2 separate regions of the Homo sapiens genome follow, and region 1 is linked to region 2. A link is an interaction called in ENCODE POLR2A ChIA-PET data of the cell type or tissue named here. Cell type or tissue: MCF 10A. All regions are shown on one strand. Links, peaks and the distances in the headings refer to the core of each region. The heading gives the core; the rest is flanking DNA.

Region 1 (4,378 bases), core at 179-4,178, 130 kb after region 2:
CAGCTGCTGCCCTGTTGGGCCAGCAGCCTGAGAAGAAACCGGAGAATGATCCTTTTCTCAAAAGGGGCTTTACCCAAAACTGCAGGAACCAGGGAAGACTTTAGATCCAACCCCCTGTGGGTGGGGACCCTGACCAAGTTCCTTAGTGTGTGGGCAGCACAGTGAGAATGACGCCTGGACTGTTGGGCCTCCCTCAGTGGTTCTTAGAAAACTCTGGGCTGGGCGCGGTGGCTCATGCTTGTAATCCCAGCACTTTGGGAGGCCGGGGTGGGCAGATCAACTGAGGTCAGGAGTTTGAGAACAGCTTGACCAACATGGTGAAACTCCGTTTCTACCACACTGTTTCCAAAATGAGAAGGGCTGAGGCGTGAGCTGGGTGGATGTAAGTCTGATCAGAGTCTCTGATCAACAGACCCTTCCCCAAACAGAAGCTTGAAACGGACCAATAAGCAGGGGTGAAGAGCTGCGGCGGCTCTCCCAGGGAGGGCCTGGCCTCACCTACGGCATTGTGGATCTCCTCCACCGCGGTCTTCAGCTGCTGCAGCTGGGGCTCCGGCTGTACCCCACGGCCCCGGCCCTGCCGCTCAGACGTCCCCAGGAACTGCTCCAGGTCCTCGAACGAGCTGTCCTTGTCTGGCAATCCAGATGCGGTGTCCCCCAGGGGTGAGGGAGACCCCACGGGGCCGGGTTGGAGTGGGGGCGTGGGGGGACTGTCCTGGGGCCGCGGGGCTGCGCTGGGCTCGGGCGGGGACAGCATGCAATGGAGGCTCTGCGAGGGCCGCAGCCGTCGGCTTCCGGGGTTGGGGGTCGGGGGGCAGCAGCCTGGGGCTGGCGCGGCTGCTCTGCTCACGGCGGGATACAGGGCGCTGTACACGGAGCACTGCAGCCGCCTCAGGAGCTGCGCGATCGGGTGGTCGGGGAGGCTGCGGGAGAAGAGGACGTGAGAACGCGGCCAGCCTCGGCCTCTCCGTGGCATCCACAGGTGCCGCGCTATGCCCGGTTTCAGAGAAGCGACTTGCATTACCTCCTGACAGTGAATGTTGGAAAGTCTGCCCCCCGCCCCCGCTGGGGAGGTTGGAGAAGCCGAGGAAACGCCCTCAGCGCAAAGGGAGCTGCAGTGTCCACGTGGCCGGGCACAGGCTCCCTGTGTCAGTCCAGCCCCTCTCCGGCACCTGGCACCAGGCAGAGGTGCCCAAGGCCGGTGCGCAGGGGCTCTGTGGGGCCTGAAGGCCCAGCTACCTGAGCAGGTGTGAGACCAGGCTGGTCACGAGTGACAGGTCCCCCGGATTCCTCTTGAGCTTGGCCTTCCAGTGCTTCGGCCAGTCCTACGGGACAGGGGGCCTTGAAGGAAAGCACGGTGGGTCCGCCACGACCGGACGCGCCTCATCTCCCACCAGTGCCGACCCCTAGAGACTGTGGGAGCCCGTCCTGGGGTGCAGGAGACCCAGCGCCAGCAGGCCCCGCGACCCGCCCCCGCCCCCACCCACACCCGAGGGAAACCTTAGGCGAACCCTGGGCCTGCACCCTCGCTGGGACCCTCCCTCCTCGCAGGGACCCTCCCTCCTCGCTGGGACCCTCCCACGCGACCCCTGACCTCGCCTCCTCGCTCTGCCCCGCCCCACGCAGCCCTGGCCCCGCCCCCTCACCGGGCCCTCCCACGGGCCTCTGGCCCCGCCCCCTCACTGCCCCCCACAGCCTCTGGCTCCGCCCCCCACGGGGGCCCACCCAGGCGGCTCTGACCCCGCCCCCCTCGCTGGGCTCCTCCTACAAAGCCTGGGCCCGTGGGGGACGCACATGGTCCTGTTCGTACTCCAGGATGGCGGCGTAAAGGGCCCGCTGCTCCCGTTCCTCCGGGGTCAGGGCGACTTGGCTGCAAAACCTCCTGGGGAGAAAGGCACGCGGTGGGTGCCGGGGCCAGGCCCTCCCCGCAGCGGCCCCAGGGGCGGGCAGGAGTCCCACCTGTTGGCGGCCTCCTGGAGCCGCAGCCGGCGCTCCTCCATCTTTCTCTGGAGCTGGGTGCAGAGTCAAGGGGCCGAGCGTGGGATCTGAGCGGGCCCTCGGTTCCCAACCCCGTCCCACACCCGGAGAGGCCGGGACGTCCCAGGGACCTCCTCTCGGTGAGGGGCTGTCCCCAGGTAAGGCTTCTGGGGCAGAAGGCAGCCTGCGCTCAAGCCAGGAGGGCCGGGCCAGAGAACATGGGGGACGGCGGCCGGGCCTTCCCCTGAGACCCTGCCTCTGCAAAGCGGGGAGCCCCTCGGCCCTGTACCCCGACCCCGGAACCTCCGCTCCCCTCGCTGCCCCCTTCTCTGCCCTTGGCTCAAGGCCACACTGAGTTTCCCCTCGGGGACCACCAGGGCGGTCAGAAAGGCTGCTGTCTCCTCCCGGGCTTTGGCAATCACTAGGTTCTCCATCATCTGCCGCTGTAGAGAGAGGGTCTGGGGGGGGAGGAGGGAGTAAGGCCGACTCCCCTCTGCCCCGCGCCCACGCACCCCCAGGCCCTCCCTAGCCCCCACTCACCAGGGATGTCTTCTGCATGGCCTGGCTGGGGTCTAGCCGCGCCATTCGGGCCTCATACGCAGCCTTCAGCTTCTGATTCTGCAGGGAGGCCTCCTCCAGTGGCGTCAGCTCTCTGGAAATGTGACAAGCTGCTGTCTAGACCCCAGGAAGCCCAGTGGTGTCTGGACACCAGAGGAGTCTCTCTCATCCTCCCGGATTGCTCTGAGGCCAGGAGGTGAGGAGAAAGAGGAGGGGAGCCATCTGGGGTGGGCTGCAACATCTGCCCCTTCTTGCCTGCCCTTCCAAAACACAGGTTTTGGCCAGGTGCAGTGGCTCCCGCCTCTAATGCCAGCACTTTAGGAGGCTAAGGCCGGGCGGATCACCTGAGGTCAGGAGTTCGAGACCAGCCTGGCCAACATGGTGAAACTCTGTCTCTACTAAAAATACAAAAATTAGCTGGGCATGGTGCACACTTGTAATCCCAGCTACTCGGGAGGCTGAGGCAGAATAGCTTGATCCCGGGAGGTGATGCAGTGAGCCGAGATCTGGCCACTGCACTCCAGCTGGGGTGATAGAGTGAGACTCTGTCTCAAAAAAACAAAACCAAAACAAAAAATAACAAAAAGAAAGAAAACACAGGTTTTGGTATTGCCAGGACTTTTGGTTTTTCTTTTTTTCTTTTTTTTTTTGAGACGGAGTCTCGCTCTGTCGCCCAGGCTGGAGCGCAGTGGCGCAATCTCGGCTCACTGCAAACTCCGCCTCCCGGGTTCATGCCATTCTCCTGCCTCAGCCTCCTGAGTAGCTGGGACTACAGGTGCCCGCCACTATGCCCGGCTAATTTTTTGTATTTTTAGTAGAGACGGGGTTTCACCGCATTAACCAGGATGGTCTTGATCTCCTGACCTCGTGATCCACCCGCCTCGGCCTCCCAAAGTACTGGGATTACAGGCGTGAGCTACCGCGCCCGGCCGGACTTTTGGTTTTTCAAGAGAAGCTGGACCACTGGACTTCTATGGAGATCCGTTATATGTGTTTGGCAACAGTATGAATCTTGTTAAAGCAAGCTTGTGCAACAATCCGAGGCTGTATGACTTCGAATGTGGCCCAACACAAATTCCTAAACTTTCTTAAAACATCACTGAGGGCTGGGCACGGTGGCTCACGCCTGTAATCCCAGCACTTTGGGAGGATGAGGCAGGCGGATAATGAGGTCAGGAGATTGAGACCATCCTGGCTAACATGGTGAAACCCCGTCTCTATTAAAAATACAAAAAATTAGCCGGGTGTGGTGGCATGTGCCTGTGCTCCAGCCTGGGTGATAGAGACTCTGTCTCAAAAAATCACTGAGGTTTTTTTGCAAAATTTTTTTTTTTGAGTCAGTCTCATTCTGTCGCCCAGGCTGGAGTGCAGTGACACAATCTCAACTCACTGCAACCTCCGCCTCCTGGGTTCAAGTGATTCTCCTGCCTCAGCCTCCCGAGTAGCTGGGATTACAGGCATGTGACACCACGCCCAGCTAATTTTTGTATTTTTTAGTAGAGATGGGGTTTCATCATGTTGGCCAGGCTGATCTCGAACTCCTGACCTCAGGTAATCTGCCCGCCTTGGCCTTCCAAAGTGCTGGGATTACAGGCGGGAGCCACTGCGCCCAGCCTTGCAATTTTTTTTTTTAAGCTCATCGGCTGTTGTTAGTGTTAGCGTATTTTATGTGTGGCCCAAGACAATTCTTCCAGTGTGGCCCAGGGAAGGCAAAAGATTGGACACCCCTGCTTTAAAGGCACTATGTGGGTCAAACAGCCAGATTAGTCTGTGACCCATGAAAGGAAGAAGTGTCCTGTCTCCTTTATACAGTTCCCAACAGCCACTCCACCTTGAAAGCTTT
Region 2 (4,378 bases), core at 184-4,183:
TTAGGTGACTGTACACAGCTGACCATCACCCGTCACACAGAACATCCCGTCACACGGAACATCTCACCTGTCACACAGAACATCCCTTCACCCCTCACACGGAACATCCTGTCACCTGCTGACACGGAACATCCGATCACCCGTCACACGGAACATCCCATCACACAGAACATCCCATCACTTGTCACATCTCACCCATGACACGGAACATCCCGTCAGCCATCACATCTCACCCGTCACACAGAACATCCCTTCACCCATCACACGGAACATCCCATCACCCATCACATCTCACCCGTCACATGGAACATCCCTTCACCCATCACATGGAACATCCCGTCATCTGCTCACATGGAACATCCCATCACCCATCACACGGAACATCCCATCACCCATCACACAGAACATCTCACCCATCACACGGAACATCCCGTCACCCGCTGACACGGAACATCTCACCCGTCACACGGAACATCCCACACCCATCACACGGAACATCTCACCCATCACACGGAACATCCCGTCACCTGCTGACACGGAACATCTCACCCATCACACGGAACATCCCGTCACCCGCTGACACAGAACATCTCACCCGTCACATGGAACATCCCGTCACCCGTCACACGGAACATCCCATCACACGGAACATCTCACCCATCACACGGAACATCCTGTCACCCGCTGACACGGAACATCTCACCCGTCACACGGAACATCCCATCACCTGCAGACACGGAACATCTCACCCATCACACAGAACATCCCGTCACCCGCTGACACAGAACATCTCACCCGTCACACGGAACATCCCGTCACCCGCTGACACAGAACATCTCACCCGTCACACGGAACATCCCGTCACCCGCTGACACGGAACATCTCCCCCATCACACGGAACATCCCATCACCTGCAGACACAGAACATCTCACCCATCACACGGAACATCCCGTCACCCGCTGACACAGAACATCTCACCCGTCACACGGAACATCCCATCACCCGTCACACGGAACATCCCATCACCCGTCACATGGAACATCCCATCACCCGTCACACGGAACATCCCATCACCCATCACACAGAACATCTCACCCATCACACGGAACATCTCACCCATCACACGGAACATCCCGTCACCCGCTGACACAGAACATCTCACCCGTCACACGGAACATCCCATCACCCGTCACATGGAACATCCCATCACCCATCACACGGAACATCTCACCCATCACACGGAACATCCCGTCACCCGCTGACACGGAACATCTCACCTGTCACACGGAACATCCCATCACCCGTCACATGGAACATCCCATCACCCATCACACGGAACATCTCACCTGTCACACGGAACATCCCGTCACCCGCTGACACAGAACATCTCACCCATCACACGGAACATCCCATCACCCGCTGACACAGAACATCTCACCCGTCACACGGAACATCCCGTCACCTGTAACACGGAACATCCCGTCACCCATCACACGGAACATCCCATCACCCGTCACACGGAACATGCCATCACCCGTCACACGGAACATCCCATCACCCGTCACATGGAACATCTCACCCATCACACGGAACATCCCGTCACCCGCTGACATGGAACATCTCACCCATCACACGGAACATCCCATCACCTGTCACACGGAACATCCCGTCACCCGTCACACGGAACATCCCGTAACCCATCACATGGAACATCCCGTCACCTGTCACACGGAACATCCCATCACCCGTCACATGGAACATCTCACCAATCACACAGAACATCTCACCCATCACATGGAACATCCCGTCACCCGTCACACGGAACATTCCGTCTCCCGCTGACACGGAATATCTGATCACCCATCACATGGAACATCCCATCACCCACTCACACGGAACATCCGATCACCCGTCACACGGAACATCCTGTCACCAGTCACACAGAACATCCCGTCACCCATCACACGGAACATCCCATCACCCGTCACACGGAACATCCCGTCACCCATCACACGGAACATCCCGTCACCCGCAGCTGCCCCTGCCCCTTTGTGGCCAGCTCCCCGCCTGGTTCGTCTCTTCTGGAATTCCACGTCCATGAATCACAGCGCGTGTTCTCCCTGCTGTGGAATTCTTTTACCCAACATAATGTCTGCGTGACTCATCCCCCTGCAGCCTCGGTCGGAGCTGGCGTGCCATCGATCCTGTTGTCCTCCCCATTTTTTAGATAAGGAAACTGAGAGTTAGGGAGGGCACAGATGGAAGAGGATGGCACGGACACAGAAATATGGACATGCTTTTTTTGTTTTTTTGAGTTGGGTTCTCACTCTGCCGCCCAGGCTGGAGTGCAGTGGGACAGTCACAGCTCACTGCAGCCTCAACGGCCTGTGCTCAAGCAATCCTCTCACCTCAGCCTCCTGAGTAGCTGGGACTACAGGTGTACGCCACCAGACCTGGCTACGTTTTGCATTTTTTGAAGAGACAGGGGTCTCACCATGTTGCCCCAACTGGTCTTGAACTCCCGGGCTCACCGATCCACCCACCCTGGGCTCCCAAAATGTTGGGATTATAGGCATGAGCCACTGTGTCTGGCCTGGACACCTTTCTATGTACACACAGGTGCACATGTATGTCATAATCCGTGCAGGACATCCTATGCCTGTTCACATAAGCACACACACAGGGTCCGTGTGGACACCTGCGTGCAGATATGAATGTGTGTGTGAGCACGTGTGCTGTGGATATGTGCAAACTTCCAGCAATGAGGAGGCCCCTCGTGGGTTCCTGCTCTGTGGCCACCCAGCTGACCTGCAGGGCACCACGGTCAAGGGAGAAGCTACTGGCATCCAGTCCCTGTGCTGTGGCTTTGAGCCTGACCTGACCTCTGACCCCTGACTTCTGCCTCAACTGTTTCCTCATGTGATTCAAGTAAACAGTAACTCAGCCCAGAGCCAGGGATCCAGGAAGTGCTTATTAAACGCTGTTGGCACAAATCAGCGATCTCGTATTTCCTGGTAGGGGAATCTGTTGTGTTAGCCTGAGCCCGTTTCTCTCCTAAGGACCTGCTCTCCTGCCAGAAAGGGGAGGCCACTCCTTTCCTGCGCCCTCCCTGGAAGCAAACCAGGCCGGCAGGCGAGTCCCAGGTGTGAGGCAGAGGCCCTGGCTCAGGAGCCCCAGAAGGAAACCTTTGAATCAGGGAATCTTGGGGGGCCTGGCCCGAGGCTCCCCCTCCCAGCACCCAGGACCCCTTTGCACCCCTAAGAGAGCCTTCCCACCCCTTAACCTGACTTGACTTCCCCAGCCCTGACCTGGGATCTGCTTTCTCTTCTGTGTGGAAAGTGCCGCATGCTCAGAAGCTGCTGGCCAGGCCGGCCCTGGTTGGGGGTGGAGGGACTGCCCCTCTCTGCTTTGTATTCAACCTACCTCATTGTGACCTCCCAGCATCCGCCAGGCAGTAGCAGGTGTGAGGGCAGGTGGGAAGCACACACCTGCTACCTGGTGGGCCATTCGATGGTTGCTGAGATCACTTACGTGTGAGGAGATGACGGCCACCCCGCTTGGCCGGGGTCATCACCATCTCCTTTCGGACACGGAGCCTGGGAGGGCCGTGTGCCCCCGTCCTGCTCCTCACTGAGGAGATGACCTGGCTGCAGGGGCCTGGGCCTGTCATCCGCCACCCACCCCAGGTGGGCTCATAGCCGATGGGGCGGAAGTCCAGCAGGGCCTGGTGAGGAGGAGGAGGCCCCGGCTGCATGAGGAGGTCCCCAGGGTCTAAGCCCCAGTCCACTTCGAACAATCAACTCTGCTCCTTGGCACCTTCGAAGAGGAGTGGGCGGTGGGGTCCTGGGCCGGCACCTCGCTCACACCCTTTCTGCCGCCCGTGGCTACGTGGACATGCTGGGCGTGAGGGTCCGGGGCCGTTTGAGCTGCCTCGCCTCTGCTTCTGCGGGTTCTCACCTGGGCCTGGAGAGGGTCAGGGCAGCCCTGCTTACCTGTGGAGGGGCGTCCGCCACACCTGTGCAGGTGCAGGCCAGCTGGGCTGTGAGCTGCTTCCTGGCTTCCACCTGAGCCTGTTTCCTCACCTGGTAAATAGGTATGATGACCTCTGCCTCCCCTGGGCGACTGCTGGCGCCGTGAGGTGGTGGACGTGCAGGGGTGGCCACACGCAGGGATGGCAGGTGCTTGAGAGCAGCCACAAAGGGGGCGCGGGCCCTGGGCAGTGAAGCTCATGGTGGGGGATGGGGAGACAGGACAGGCCTGAGAGTCCGGGTGAGGGCGCGGTGGGGTCTCCAGGGTCAGGAGCCGTCCCCGCCTGCCCCTCCCTGCCTGACGCCTCTGACTTACAGATTGTGGCCCAGAAGAAGGTGACCCGCCCGC

Evidence for each region. Peaks named below come from ENCODE experiments on the same cell type or tissue, not always from the same donor. Only the 100,000 strongest peaks of a DNase experiment are listed, where the experiment ranks them.
Region 1: POLR2A ChIA-PET joins it to region 2 with 6 read pairs; 2 of 35 experiments call an interaction of 5 or more read pairs at or near these places.

The regions. Positions count from the first base shown.
Region 1 is chr16:89,710,088-89,714,465 of GRCh38, forward strand. VPS9D1 (VPS9 domain containing 1) reads right to left here. Exons shown (of 15, transcript NM_004913.3): 5 at 2,518-2,629; 6 at 2,373-2,435; 7 at 1,960-2,012; 8 at 1,795-1,882; 9 at 1,240-1,325; 10 at 499-923. VPS9D1-AS1 (VPS9D1 antisense RNA 1) reads left to right here and starts at 1,769. Exons shown (of 4, transcript NR_036480.1): 1 at 1,769-2,135; 2 at 2,602-2,731. RefSeq lists enhancers at 600-1,163, 2,661-2,760 and a silencer at 1,601-2,020. In MCF 10A, for the core only: no CTCF peak of the experiment used is centred there; a DNase peak (open chromatin) is centred at 1,744.
Region 2 is chr16:89,579,350-89,583,727 of GRCh38, forward strand. CPNE7 (copine 7) reads left to right here. Exons shown (of 15, transcript NM_153636.3): 3 at 4,348-4,378. Among named protein-coding and RNA genes, the nearest start is that of CPNE7, 5.8 kb to the left of the region's middle. In MCF 10A, for the core only: no CTCF peak of the experiment used is centred there; a DNase peak (open chromatin) is centred at 2,112.